2 separate regions of the Mus musculus genome follow, and region 2 is linked to region 1. Evidence: chromatin loops called from intact Hi-C (ENCODE). Cell type or tissue: gastrocnemius. All regions are shown on one strand.

What was found. Peaks named below come from ENCODE experiments on the same cell type or tissue, not always from the same donor. Only the 100,000 strongest peaks of a DNase experiment are listed, where the experiment ranks them.
Region 2: a loop joins it to region 1, with 2.2 times the contacts of the local background. A loop is called at or near these places in 1 of 42 quality-filtered maps.

The regions. Positions count from the first base shown.
Region 1 is chr12:26,327,647-26,335,646 of GRCm38, forward strand. All of the region lies in intron 4 of Rnf144a (ring finger protein 144A), which reads right to left. Among named protein-coding and RNA genes, the nearest start is that of 4930549C15Rik, 15 kb to the right of the region's middle. In gastrocnemius, no CTCF peak of the experiment used is centred here; a DNase peak (open chromatin) is centred at 3,631; H3K27ac peaks cover 2,858 bases.
Region 2 is chr12:26,392,698-26,400,697 of GRCm38, forward strand. The region is part of intron 2 of Rnf144a (ring finger protein 144A); the gene reads right to left. Among named protein-coding and RNA genes, the nearest start is that of Mir6538, 18 kb to the right of the region's middle. In gastrocnemius, no CTCF peak of the experiment used is centred here; no DNase peak of the experiment used is centred here.

The sequences.
Region 1 (8,000 bases):
CTCAAACATCAAAGACAAAGTGATTTGTTAAGCAAACAGCTAACTGTTAACCATAAGAGATACATTAACTATTGGACTGGCAAGATATGCCTGCTGGGGCAATAGTGGTATGAATGCTACATAACCAAAAGTCTGGATTTAAGTCTAGTCATTAAGATAGAACGCATACCTGGTATTGTTCACTGTCTAGGTTATAGGCCCTTCAGTAAACCTACTACCACTATTCTGCCAAACGGACATTGTATTAAATTGCTCCCTACGTTCTTATCACCATACCCATAGAGTAGTACATCTCTCAACCTTCATCAGAAAAGTTTCTTTCTTCAGTAGAGAATGGAAAATTAATATAAGTCCTAGTAGCCAATGTGCGCAGAGTAATGGGATAGCAATATTATATCCCCTACTCACAAGGATCAGGGATCATTGGAGAAGAAGAGGCAGAAAGATTGTAAGAGACGGAAGGATTTCATGTCTTCGGCAAAACATGTTTTTTTTTTTTTTTTTTTTTTTTTTTTTTTGCCAGATGTGGCAGGGCAAGGGAAGAGAAGGAAGGAAAACATGGCAAGACAAAGGAAAATGGAGGGAGGAAGTAAGGAAGTAGGAGAGGAGGGCCAAGGCAAACTCCCCAAAAAGCCATTCTCAAAGCTGCTTTCCAGAGACTTGACTTAATATACAAAGTATTGCCCGAAGCTCTAAGCCAGTGCCTCTCAACTTGTGGATCACTACCCCTTTGGGGGTTGCATATTATGTATCCTGCATATTGGATATTTACGTTATCATTCATAACAGGAGCAAAATTACACGTATGGAATGGCGATGAAAATAATTTCATGGTTGGGAGTCACTACACATGAGGAACTATACAGCATTAGGTGGGTTGAGAACCACTGCTCTAAGCAGTGGCTTTTGTCCAACTGCCTCAGCTTTCTGCATCTTCCAGGGCTCTCTGATAATGACACTGGTTCTGCACATCACCCACTTACATCTCTCTGTGGATGAGAGAGGCTTTGGAGTTCTGTTTGAGGCACAACATGGTGAACTTGTCAGAAACAAACTCATCGTCATCTATGGGAGGCCCACCCAAGACAAGAGAGGGCAGGTAACCAGAAAAAGATAAGAACAGGATTATCACCAAGTATGTTAGGGTTACAGTGACACCCCACCCCAACCCAGACAGCATTGCTAACCTGCTATGAGGTGGCACTTGGCATGCCTTGTCTATGGTGATAACTGAGAGGGGAGCATGACCCCTGCAGTCTTAGAGTCAAATACATTCAGTTAATCTTGGTCCCTGTAGTACGGCCATGGTGGCTCATCTGTGATATGTTTGGCCCCTAGTTCTTTAGATGATAAAATCAAAATGCCTGCCTTGCTGGGCTTTTTATAGACAGAATAAAATGAAGAATATCCCAACCCTTGGTCCAAATCCTGTTATAGGAACTAAGTATGCAGAGGCTCTTGTCTCATTTGTCCGACTGTGTGATACGCCTTTTACAGTCACAGGCATAAAACGCTCAAACCCTTAGCAACGAGAGCATTGCTTTACTGTCTATAATTAAATCTGTCTAATTGGGTCTCTGGGGGGGGATCCTGGAATGTCTTAAACCAATGGAACTCAGAAAACTTGGACCACACTGGCTAAAATCCAATATAATGACACAGCCTCCTTCTCTCTAAAAGGGAAACACAACAATTAAACCAGGTGTGAGATGTATACCCTGGGGAAGTCTCACAACCACATTGTTCAAAGGCTTGCTTATAACAACAATCAGTGAGTCATGTCTTGGGGGGTGGGTGCCTCTCCCTAAGAGCAAGCTCAGAGGGCTGATGGACTGCATCTCTGAGCAGCACACACCATGAGCTTATGTCATGAGAATATTGATTTGTTTACTACAGAGTGACCGCTCCTGCATCCATCAAAAACCAGCCACGGCCCTCTTCCAGATGTAAAGTGGGTCATGACTCACAAGCCTTGTTTTCCAATCTAATAGCAAAAAGATGTCTTAAAATGAACACACACACATACACACACACACACACACACACACACACACACACACACACACAAATCAAACAATCAGAGAAACTTTTGAAACAATAAATAAACATCCCCCAAACAGGAACAGATGCAGTTTCTGATATATCTATCATCTTTCTTTAATCAAATGCCTTCCAAGGACCAGACTGCTGTTAGTCATTCTGCCGCTGTAGCTCAACAAACAGTCCTGGAAACCAGAAACCCATGGGAGGTGTTATCACTACCATTTACCGAAGTGAAACTGAGGGCCCACCACCTAAGGCCATTCTCTGCAAATGCAATCACTAAGACCCCAGAGCGTTTGTGCCGAACTCCAAGGTTGGCTCTATTTTTTTTTGTCTGATCCTTCTATTTTTTCCTCAATTAGGAGCTCCTTAAACTGGGTCTGATGACTCAGGCCTGTAATCCCAGAACTTTGTAGGCGAGACAAAAAAATTAGTGAGTTAAAGGTCACTCTGGCTACACAGTAAGTTCCTGTTACTAGATAGCTGGTCATCCTGAATTAGAGAACAAGACCCTATCTCTGAAAGACAACACACACATACACACACACGCGCGCGCACACACACACACACACACACACACACACACACACACACACACACACACATTATACACACTCAGACGCACACACTGCACAAAACGCTCAGATACACACACACACACAGAGGCAGGCACACATAAATTACATACACACACTGCACAAACACACACATATACATGTTGCACATAAACACTCAGATACACACACAAACACACACACACTCAGACACACCACATACACACACACACACACACACACTCAGGAACACATACATTGCACACACATACACACTACACATAAACAGACACACACACACTCAGACACAGCACACACACACAGCCTCTCGTAGCATAAGCAATAATTTTTGAAGCATCTCTGTTACCTCAAATTTTTTTCACAGAACAAAGACTACATGTACTAAACTGACAACATCCAAGACAACACAGAGGCACATCATAGCTTTTACTGTTCACTGGACACAAACCTAGAGACACTTGGTAAGAGCTAACATCAACTGAAAAATTGCTTCAATCAGACTGTCCCATGGCCATGTCTATGAGGAATTTTCTTAATTGCTAAGTGATGGTGGAAGGCCCAGCCCACTGTGGGTGTTGACATTCCTAGGCAGATGAGCCTGAGATGTATAAGAAAGGTAGCATGAGCCAGGGAGCAGCCAGTAAGCAGCCTCCCTCCACAGTTCCTGCTTCAAATTCTTGCCGTATCAGAGTACCCTCAAAAATGGAGTATCACCTGAAAGATGAAACTCTCATCCTGTCCTCTGTGGGTCATGATTTATCACCAAAACAGGAAACAAAGACACTGGGGATCTGTGTCACCTGGGGTCAGAAAAAGGCTTGGGAGAGAAAAAATGGCCCTAAGGACAAAAGAGCTCCAGGAAAGGAGCGTGGACTATGGAAAGCAGTGCAGAGCGGGAGAGGAACCACAGAACGTTCCAGGCACTACACTTTCCACTGTGGCTTCCAAGTCTTTCAGAGAGCTGGAGAGACAGATCTGCTGACTGGCCAGGACACTCCCACTCCACTGGAAGCTTCCTGCCAAGGAACAGTGGGCTGCAGAAACTGGCCTGAACCTCCAGTGAGCCAACTATGAATGCTTTGTCTTCAAAAGCCTGCTTGTGACAATACCCAGACACTGTGGCTTACACATACCCAGGTGGCCTAGGCAAATCACAAACCATGGTTTATAAAGACCACTCAGGGACAGATGCAGACCAAAGAAGTAGGCTCTGAGAATGGCATTTAGGGAGCCAGGACCCTGGAGTCACAGCTGGCTCTGAACCCATGAACCAGTCTTGTCACAGTGGGTACAACCTTCATCTGGGAACCTTGTGCCCTGGGTATGAGGTAAGCTTGGCAGACATGGGAAATGTCACTCTCCAGAGACATGCTGCTCCAGGTGACAGCTGGAAGTCAAGATTCTCCCAGCATTCCCAGAACCAGCAGTAACGGACCTCTTTCTGCCATCAGCAGGCACGTTCTCTGAAGGTCAGAAGAGTTTAGCATTCTCTCTATTACCTGTGAGAGAGTGGCAGTCAGTGGGGAATCAGTGGTCTACAGCTGAGCCAGAACTCAACTGGCACGCTGTGTCTCAGCAGAAGACCTAGTGATCTGAGACAGCATCAAGCTGCTCACACACGCCTGCAGATAACTGAGCTCCAGACTCCGAGACTAGCACTCTATACAGCATAGCCCTCTGAAGACAGTTTCCTGAGAACCTTGGGCAGCCCCAAACGCTTAGTACAAACTGCCTGACATGTACAGGCCCTGATGTCACTCACAGCATCCAACATAGAAAAGTCTCTGAAAATTAATGAAATAAAAATAAAATCTAGACTTTACATATTTAAAGAGAAGATGGAAACCACTCCTGTTTATTAGTCTGGATGAAACAGGGATTCTGTGTCTCCAGAGTAAATGTGGCTGTGGTGCCAGCCCTGCCACTGGCCAAGTGCATGTCACCAGCTGTGCGCAGGTACTAACCTGCTGCATCCGCCCAAGGCTTCCAAGAAGAGTTCTTTCATGCACGAGGGTACTTAAGCATGTCTACTGCCAGTGTCTAGTCATTATGTGCATATTCCACTTACCATTCGATCTGTGTTCATAACCTCCCTACTGGAAGGCCCGGTATTGCCTCCCAGCAAGGAGACAATTCTTAAATAGTGACCTTCACCTCCTACAATTCCTTACTTCCAACTTTACTTTTAAAACTGTTTTCATTATTAAAAATATTAAAACAAAAAACTCTACTTCCCAGCCTTAGTAGTCTTCTAGTCCGATACAGAGTGGCCATCCTGGTCATGAAATGAGCCACCTGGTATCTGAGGAGTACAGTGTCCAGTGTCCCTGTCCAGTGTTATTGCATGATTCATTCTCACATCAGGTAATGCACATCTCTCTGTTGACTTTCCAGGCTCTACACAGAAGCCATGGCTTCTTTGATGCCTAGTGAAGAATGGGGCCTATAATTGCAGGTAACCAGAGAAGAGCAGTCTATGGCACTCTTCCAGGCTGCACACAGAGGCTCAAGATTATGGGTGCTCACTGAAATGACCTTTAGGGTCCACAAAGAGCCTGCCGCTATGAGCATCCTATGAAGACACAGACTGAAGTTTAGTTGATACAGGTGCTGACCTCTCTCCTGTCTAGGGTTGAAGGTCAAGTCGACATAGACAGTTTCTTCACAGGGAAATATGCTGAAACTTGAAGAAGGGGCTGACGTCAGAGCAGGCCTCTATGCCCGTGGGAATGTAAGAGAGTCTGGGGAGAGTACAGGCTAAAGTGTGTGGTGAGGCTGGGAGTCTGAGCGTATCACAGTGTGATACTTGATCACATTCAATTTCTCAGACTGGTAACACTTGAGGCCTAAACTCCAACAGGGACACTCTGGGAGACATGAATTTTCTAGACCATCAAAGATCAAACCATCAAATAGCAAAGCCAGGAGTTTTATGTTGTTACATCATGATGACAATGGGCTGGGAGTCTGGCGAGCACACTCGATGGGGAGTCTTTTTATCCCAGGTTCAGGGTGGACCTATTTGCAACACATCATAGACAGGCCTCTTGGGAGAACACAAGGACCAATTTGGGGATAGACTAGTCAAAACAGGAAGAGGGAAGGTATCCTTCAATTCCTGCCTCTTTCTCAGGTCAAAAGATACCTGGCCTTGGGGATAGTAGGAAGGAACTGTAACTTTGGCCCATGGCGGGTGAGAACATGCCTACAGAGCAGCCCCCAGTTCCTAGCTATATTTATTTTGGGAAAAGTGATATGGGGTAACAAATTCTTAAAGACTGCCATGAGATATGAATAGAGATTGCTCTCCTTCCTGGGACATGCCACTCAGTCCTGCATAACAGGGCAATTGTCAACCAATGAGGATGTCATTGAACAGGCTGGTAGTAAGCATGGGAAGAGGAGGTGAGAAGCCTCCAGGGCAGAGAAGATCTGTGGAGAAGTCACTGAGTGACATCTAGGTCCCAGACGTGTACATGAGACCTGGGAGGCAGAAGTAAAGTCTACACAGCCAGGTACAGAGCAGCAAGGGTTTGCCTCAGAGGAGCCCAGCTCTCAGTAGGGGCTGTGATGAACAGCAGACATGAGAGCCACAAGGACTGCCCCTCCTTGCCCTGGTGACAAGCAGCTATCTCTATATAGTGCTTAATCAGTAGCATGGGCTGTGACATTCTGCTGGCAGGAAATGAACTGTCACTTCTTGTTGCAAAAAACCTCATCTTCAAGCTTGTGGCACTTGTCATATTATATATTAGTGCACACACATGCCAGCTTGGAAGACTGTGCCCAAAGCACTCAAAAGCTATAAGTGAGGAGGAGCTGGGAGCATTAAGGATGCTCAGGAAACTGTCCTACTTCAGCCAGAATTATGGGCTATGCTCTGCAAAACAGAGGCTGTCAAGACAAAGAATGGGCTTCAGGGGCACACAGCACAGCATGGTGCTGGGACAGCATTAACAGAAGTGTGAGTGTGTGCATGTGTGTGTGTCTGTGTGTAGTGTGTGTGTGTGTAATGTGTGTGTGTGTGTGTGTGTGTGTGTAGTGTGTGTGTGTGTGTGTGTGTGTGTGTGTGTGTGTAGTGTGTGTGTTTGTAATGTGTGTGTGTGTGTTTGTGTGTGTGTGGTGTGTGTGTGAGAATTCACTTTTGCCATTTCAGTTCATCAGCATCCCATGTAAAATTAATGATGACAGAAGGCACAGACCTGGAAACAGAGGCATACATACCCAGTAACAACTTGACCTTTATAATAACAACAGCCCATTACAACATTCCCATCTGTTGGTCCTTTATACCAGATGAAATCTGTCCATGTCACAGGCTTTTAGAAGCAGAACACAGAAAGGACACAGTAAACCTTTAGCATGCCCTGCCTTAGGGTTCTATCACTATGATAAAACACTGTGACCCAATGGAAGTTTGTGGAGGAAGGGGCTTATTTCAGCTTATAACACTCAGGTCACACTCCATCACAGAGAAGTCAAGGAAGAGACCTGCATGCAGGAACTAGAGCCGAGGTTATGGAGAAGTACTGCTGACCGGCTTGCTCTTTATGGATTGCTTAGCCTACACTCTTATGCCATCCAGGACCAAGGACCCCAGGGATCTCAGACTATCCTTCATAGGCTGGGACCTCTCACATCAACCATTAACCAAGACGAAGCCCCATAGGCCTGCTTGCAGGCTAATCTGACGGAGACATTTCTCAGTTAAGAGTCCCTCTTCCCGGGTATGCCTACGTTTATGTCAAAACCTAGGTGTATGTTATGACAAAAACCAACCAGCACACACCCCAAACTATCAATGCATTATATCCCCAATCCCTTGTAGCAAGTATAGATGAGGTAGTTTTATAAGAACCCTAAAGTCTGAGGTAGATGTGGAAATGCTTCACCCGTGGCATGCAAATTGTGTTAGAGAAGAGAGAAGTCCACCCAGGTCAGAAAACTTTGCTGAGCACAAAACACAAAAGCCTGCTCTGCGGCCTCTTAACAAAGAAACGCACTCCTGCACCTCAAGTCACCCCACCTAGCCTTCTCCACCTGGTGGACCAATACCAGGATACTCACCCGTTCTGATCATTGGTTCCCTCATCTGTGTACCTCTCTGATCCCAGAAAAGGGGCCCCACCGCCAGACAGGAGGATGTAGGGTGAGGGTAACCAGCTGACTCTTGGCCCCTAACTCCATCTGTCAGAACAACCTGATTCAGGCTGTTCACACTCCTAGATTTCCCTGTGATGGGCACTTGTACCAAGGCACCTAATCTCAAGAACACTTTTGGAAACTATTTGCTAGAATTTTCTCTGACCAGGGCCAGCTGACTCCACATAGTAAAACAGAATTTGTTTCTTCAAACCGTGCCAAGCCTACAAGTAATTAGGT
Region 2 (8,000 bases), 65 kb after region 1:
TGCCTGGAGCAGAGATGGGCAAGAAGTCCTTGCTCTTAAGAATCCTGCACAAAATGGAACCCCATGTTGACCCATGACTCTTCTAATAAGTAACAAAATTCATTTGTGTGTCCCAAGAAGCAAATATAATGAAGAATTAGGTAAGATGTCTCATTTCCTATCAGGCAATCCCAATATTATCTAATTCACTCCTTCATATGAACACGGATACCGCCACAAAAGATAAATCAACCCCAAAAGCCAAGCTTATGCAGAAAATATAAAGGAATGATCTCACTGACCCCTATCATCAGTGTACGCACATCTCTATCTAAAGGGGGACATATGTGATCATGGCTTATTAAATAATGGGAACCACTAAAATAACCGGGTTTGTGAAGAGAATGCAAAGTGGGAGCATCACTTGGCCTCCTTCCCAGCATATCCAACTCAGAGCTCCAAAGCTGTGTGTGCCACAGGACAGCCATAGCTGCGCAACACAAAACCACACTTACTACAAGTACTATGAGATTTTTCTTTCTAGATTTTATTAATTTTTCCCATTTAAATTGCACAAGTATAAACTTTGTAGATGACAATCTGCTGCCCTGTGTGACTATAAAACAGACCTGCTAGACCTTTGCAGTCTCAGTGTCTGTGTATACCTATCTGCCCACATATACATGCACACCCATGCGTATGCACACTTGTGAGTCACAAGTGATACACTAAAGTAAAGCCTCGAATTGTGGGGGAGGTGCTGTTACTTAGAGAGGTCTCTCATGATCTCTGAGGGATGGTAGCAGACTGACTGAAATGGAAGCAGGGCGTAGAGAAGGCTGAGAAGGAACCAGCTCAGCAAGGTGGGTGTGGGAGACTCAGGGGAGTCCTAGCAGCTGTGGTGAGAGGAGACTGATGTGTTGTGAAGTGAGTTTCAGGAGCAACAGACTGCAGAGGAAAAGGGGGAGAGGAGATCGGGGGAGATGCGGTAGGGAAGGAAGAGAAGGGAAGAGAAAGGATCTTGAGTAGGGGAGAGAAGGGGAGAAAGGAAAGAGGAGAGAGGAGGGAGAGAAGGGGGAAGTTAAAGGATAAAGGAGGGGAATCGAAGGGAGAGGAGAGGGGAGGGAAGGAAACGAAGAAGGACCTTGTATCTTTGAAAAGAGAGTCAGAAAGAAGAGGGGAGGAGAAGGAGAAAGGAGGAGGAGGGAAAGGAAAGAGAGGAGAAAAGGCCAAAGATGCTTTCAGGTTTTCATTTTGATCAGTGGAGCACCTGGACTGTGAGTGGCAAAGCACCTGAGAGGATGAAGGCAGGTGGCAAGCCTGAGGTCCCTAAGCTGCTCTGGGGCAGACAGAACAACTCTATGTGTCTGTGATATCATCGGGAGACAGACAAGAACTAATCAGAGGAAAGGACAACAGAAGTCTGCAGGGATGCCTCACTATCTAATGCCAACTCACAGAGACACAAAGCACAGGGTACCAATAGCAATCAGTGAGGCTAAAGCTATGCCCAGTGTCCTTTAGGAAGTCAGGGGATGGGGCAACACCGGGGAGCCCTCACACAGGAGGATCAACACTGACCGGCGATATATCAGCTTTGGGAGCCATTGCAGGAATAAACACTAGAAGATAGAACTGAGGATAGCAAGCTGAATCAATAACATGACGCCATCCTCATGAGAGACAAAGCGATGGCCCTTCATCTGCTGGGATGGAACGCTGTCTAAGACACACCTGGGAATAAAGACAACGTGCCAAACATTTGTATAATAGCATTCCACTCGTGAGCAGGACTGAAGACACAGTTCTTCTAGAGGACACCAGAGAAAAATGAAGACATTTTCCCTTTGCTCCTCTTGAGAATTCTGTACAGCCTTAGATTTTCAGAGGTTAACAATCCCTGGCACGGTAAACTTCAGCCACTACTTACTTTTTTTCTCTGAAAAGGGTCACATACGCCATGTATAACATACCACAAACTATGATTTAAAACCCCACAGGAAGGGCCTAATTCCCTGTACTCTTGGCTCCACAAACAGGGCTTTCTTTCTCTCCTTTTTACTGCCCCCCCCCCACACACACACATGGTATATTGACATTAAGCCTCTGCTCACCTGTTTCTGGCTATCACTACAAAGCAAGTGTAAGAAGAAAGACCCATGTCTCGTTGCACAGGCACACAACAAAAGGGACCCAAAGGGACCTGGCTGCTTCTCCCCAGATCTTCCCATTCCCCAAACAGTCCCAGGACTGTCTTCTCCTCCGTGCCATTGGTCCTGAAAGTCTGGATTCCAAAGCCCAGAGCAGTGGCAGGCAGGGAGGTTCTCACAGTGGCTGAGAGCAGAGGTTTCCACACGTGTGAGCTGCTGGAGTTGAGTATGAATGGGGGTCTTGTCTGGCTTCAATAAAGCACCTCTCTGTTTGTATGCATGCTATACTGAGAGTCTTGTCCATGGAGAAGCCACCCAGCGCTCCTCAGCAATCCCTTTCCTGTTGTCTTGAAGGGACCTATTTAACATTTTCCTTCTCTGCGGTAAATTAGGCAACTGAAGCATTTCTCAAGGCAGGCACGAAGCACACGCATTGGCTCATTGGATATCAATTAATTTTTTTTTAATTCTCTTGCTGAGATGAAAGGCCTCTCTCTGGTTAGCCTGCCATCCTTGCCAATTGAAAGAAATCACTCATAAAAACGAAACTGAGTCTCAAGCTTCAAGCCGCTTACAAAGAACCAATTGATTTACCCAACTGGATGCAGACGCAGGCCCAAAATAAGAATCTTGTTGCTGTCGGGACGTTACATTAGAAAAACTAATTTACTTAGAGTCGTACGACAATAAAACACATTGTGACTTTAAAAAACACAGAGAACAGTTCCCTTGGCGACACATCTTAAAAGGGAATGAGGTGGGTTTGTATGTGCTGAGCAAGGAAAAATTTCTCCAAAGAGCAAGATGTATTATGATTTTATTCAAAACATATGTGTGCTGGGAGAGATGGGGACTCTAACAAGGAGAAGATTCCAATGAAGGAGTTGATGGTTCTGTATCCAAAGACTGAAGGCCTGGGCAGGAAGGAGAAGCACCCGATACCGCGAGATCCTGTACTGTCTGGCTTGTGCATTTATAATGTATTCTATTCGTGGTACACACATAATGTAAGACTGGGTGTTTTAAAGTTTTCGCGTTAATGTGGCAAGTTATTTCACAGGACCATATCATTATGCCACCATCAAAACCAGATCTCAGGGCCAGTGAGAGGGCACAGCTGGTAAAAGCTATCTGCCCAGAAGCCTGATGAACTGGGTTTGATTCCAATCTCACACACATACACGCACATCCGATAAATGGATACATAAATAAATGTCCTTTAGTTTAAAATATACTCCCTCAGATCTCTCACATAGGCCATCAGTCGTTTCTGGCATGCACCAATGGTCTTGCATCTTTGGAACGTTCCTACGATCATAATCTGACCTTTTAAGTTCTTGTTTAAAAACTACAATTGAACTGATAGAGTTGGTGGGCCAGTCCCATAAAGGCCATGAATCACATTTCTCCCAGGCTCTCTGCTTGTCTAATGGCTCTAAATCAGTTATATAGCCAATCCCACAGATGACCGAAGATGAAACTATCCACATAACGAGTACAGAGATAATTACTGCCCACTTAACAGAGCAAAGAGTAATGAGTGAATAAAACCTTTTAAACATCTCACCGATGTAAAGGTGCAAGAGCTATTCTGATGCAACAATGTTAGGCTCAAAACCAGAAGAACGGGGGCATCTCTAGGGTCTCTTACAGTCTAAAAGGTCAATTCTCAAAACCCTGTCTTTAAAATAGCCCAACCTCACAAGGTATCTCTCTGAGCCTTGTGTGACTTAAGTTCTTGCCACCTTCACAGACAGGGACTGCAGGACACTGTGACTCGGCACTGCTGGGGACAGGAATGGCACATTAGGGTAGAGACCTAAGATGCCAGCTTCATTTAGTTTGATAAGGTATGATCAATTGGCTAATCAAAACCTGCTAATACCATAAATATACAAACAGGAAAATCAAAAAGGAAAAGAAATCAATGAATTGAAAATAGCTATCCATTGGTATTAGAGCTCCTAGGCAATCATATCAAAAAATCATGTTAAACATGATTTGCCTAAAAAGATCAGTTAAAAGACCTCATCCAAGAGCGGTTGTGCAGCGAGTGGCGGTTAATCAGAAATCACAACTTCTCAAAGTGAGCAAGTGTCTGTGTGGTTCTTGGTCACAGATCTTTATCCCAACTCACAGGCTCAGAGCAATGAACAGAGATTTAAAAGTCTGTGAGACTGCAGCTGGGAGCGGAACAGAGTCTTCTGGACATCATAGGACCACTGCACTCAGAAACTCACAGCAGGGCAGTGGTGGCTCCAACAGAAGATCAAGCCAGGTGACATTCCAGTAGGGAGGATAGAGGGGACTGTGAGCCCCTACACCTAGCTGAGAAAATGACAACGATGGCTTCCAAGGGATGGGAGTTCATCTTCTTTAAGGGTGTGACCTCTAATAGGTCCATCATGCCCCTGCAGATGACTCTGCACACAGGAGTATATGAGCAGCAAAAATTATTCTGTGCATTATTAAATTAAATTTTAAAAAAAAGAGGGCACAAAGTTAGGAGGGGATGGAAGGTGTGGGTGAACTCAGGAGAAATTAAGAAGAGATGTAGGGAATGAATATATTCAAAATACATTGTATATATTTATGAAATCTTCAAATTAAAAGTATTCTATTGAATGGGTACAAGAATGAGCTCAAGAGCAAACTACAGCTGCCCATTGCGTTGTTTATGAGAAACTCGCTGAAAAGCTTCGGAAGCAGATTAAAAGTTAAGGGATGGAGACACGTGCTCCATGCCAAAGCTAATCCAAAGAAAACTGAACGGCAAGAGTTCAATGCAAAGGGGAACTGTTGTGATGCAAACTATAAAAGGGCAAATTCCACCACACAACATAAAAACATGTACATACTCAACAACGGTGTGCCAAAACTCATACGGCAAAGTTGATACCAGTACAGAGGAGAAGCAGCCATTAAGTCGATTTAACACCACCTATGGGTGTTAAATGGACAAATCCAGCAGGCAGAAAAATAGAGCAGGCCAAGATGATCTGAAGACCACTAACAATCACCTTGATCGTTTTGATCCACAGCCTCCCATCTGAACTCTGGCTCCCATGTGACATCCTAAGCCTAGAGCTACACGTGAATGTACAAGCAAACAAATAAAAGAACCAAGAGACCATCCCAAGCGTGCTCCTTCTTCACAACCCAGACCAGTGACCAAAGATACCCAGGAAACCCTGGAGATGTCCAGTCTACCCTAGACACTGTGAGAAAGAATCTGTGCATGAACAAAATGGGGAAGAAAAAGAGAGAGAGAGAGAGAGAGAGAGAGAGAGAGAGAGAGAGAGAGAGAGAGAGAGAGAGGATGCTTACAAAAATGCATGTGCATAAGCATGTATGCACATGCATGTGCATGCACACATACACACACACACACACACACACACACACACACACACACATCATTCCTGGGCTACAGATATCACTGCAATCTTAACAAAAAGAATATGTTTAAAAAATAAGGAGAGCATGGGGTATTATTCATGTATGTGTTTCTACCTTTAGCTGAAAACTAAAGAAAGTAATGAGCAGTTTCTAATTTCTACTATTTGTTGACTCATTTTATGCAGTGCCAGCCATGGGTCCCAGGAATTAGGGACAATTGTCAAGCGCTCTACCACTAAGCTACAACTCCAGACCCCAGCTCTCTCCATTGCTATGGATAAGGTCTCACCCTTTCCCACCAGGAGGTATTCTTGGATTCACTTTAACGTCTGCCTTTACATTTTTAGAGGCATGATGTCTTCAGTCCTCTAAGGAGCCCCATGACTAAAATAACGGTGGTAGCATTCTCCCTATATAGATGAACAAATTGGGAACAATTGCAGAAGCCAAAGGCCTCCACTTAAGTCCCACTGGGGCTGAGAGCTTGGGCAAGACCCTCTTCTCTGACCTCATCTTGCCACATCTTGCACAATCCTGACCACAGCAGCCACACGGGGAGGTGCCCTGCATGCTGACTCTGCAGGTCACTGCCTCCCTTCTCAGGTTCACCATCACAAACAGATCTGCAGGGGCCTGACCTCACAGGAGCCAACCAGCAGCCCTCCTGAAACAGTGCTGATGTTTGCACTATTGTTTAGTTTAATAACAGGAGGGTTCCTTCCTGGTCTGTTACTCATTTCTCTCTAAACCACCACTGCAAAATGCCTATCTTAGACCTCTGGCTCACCTCTGGCTCATCCGCTGAAATGCTTGTCATGTCTGAAATAATGCATTATATCGTGTTGGGATGAACCTTAATTTACATTTAAAAGTTTTTTGGTGGGGAGCTGGCAGGGTGGATCAGTGGGTAAAGTCAACTGCACCAAGCCTGAAGACCTAGGTTCAATCCCATGAAATCACATGGCAAAAGGACTGACTCTTGCAAGTTGTCCTCTGACCTACAAACACATGGACACAGAGATACACACACACACACACACACACACACACACACACACACACACACACACACACAGTCACATATCCCTTCATACACAAAGGCATACATATATGCATACAAAATAAGGTATAATTTACAATTTGGTCAACATCTCAAACTACAATAATACGTTTCACTGTGGAATGGAATATAGTTATCACCTGGGATCAAGCCAGTGATGATGGCCCCAGCTTCTGCCTCCTCCCACAGACACCAAAATCTGCAGATGCACCAGACCTTATGTAAAATGGCAGTCTCTGCATAGCTGAGGCATGAGAGAAAGGCAGAAAGGATAATGCGGGAAAGAGTGAGAAAAACCCCCAGCTGGCCAGATGGCCGGTCCTGCCGACCGCATCAGAAAGCATCAGCAATCCCATGCTGCCCACAGAGACAACTTATGCTTTCCATAGGATGCCTATGAGGCAAATGTGAACCAAGTGTGCTTACTGAGGGACCAAGCAACATTAACCTTGAGTTTCTGGTGCCTGCTCTTTGTCGTAAATCTAAACAGTGTCTGTAAATCTATCTCACGCCTCCATTTCCAAAGGTCCATCCTTGAACTTCTCTTCCTCCTGTAAGTGGTCCTCTGGAGCAAAGAGGAACAGGAGGCCCTTACAACCTTCGGAAATGCAACTTGAGAGTGATCCTGGTGTGCTTTTCTGTTTTGTCATAGACTCTGTGATCGATTCGTCGAGGAAAGGGCTTATTTGGTTCATACTTCCAGTTCATTGTAGCTGAGGGCAGTCACGGCAGAAACTCAGGGCAGAGCCCATGGAGGAGCGCCACTTACTGACTAGCTCCCAATGGTTTGCTCAGCCTCTTTTCTGTTTGTTTGTTTGGTTGGTTGGTTTGGTTTATTGTTGTTTTTTATTAATTAAGTCACTTATTCACTTTACATCTCAGTAACAGTTCCCCTCCTCTCCATCACCTCCTCCCAACCCCCTCACATAGCCCCTCCCTCCAACCGTCCTCCCCTTCTCTGTGAAGGGGGAGGCCCTCCTGGGTATCAACCCTTTCTGAAACATCAAATCACCGCAGGACTAGGTGCATCCTCTCCCATTGAGGCAGGACAAGGTGATAACTCATTTCTCTCTAAACCACCACTGCAAAATGCCTATCTTAGACCTCTGGCTCACCTCTGGCTCATCCGCTGAAATGCTTGTCATGTCTGAAATAATGCATTATATGTGTTGGGATGAACCTTAATTTACATTTAAAAGTTTTTTGGTGGGGAGCTGGCAGGGTGGATCAGTGGGTAAAGTCAACTGCACCAAGCCTGAAGACCTAGGCTCAATCCCTTGAAATCACATGGCAAAAGGACTGACTAGTGCAAGTTGTCCTCTGACCTACAAACACATGGACACAGAGATACACACACACACACACACACACACACACACACACACACACACACACACACAGAGAGATACACC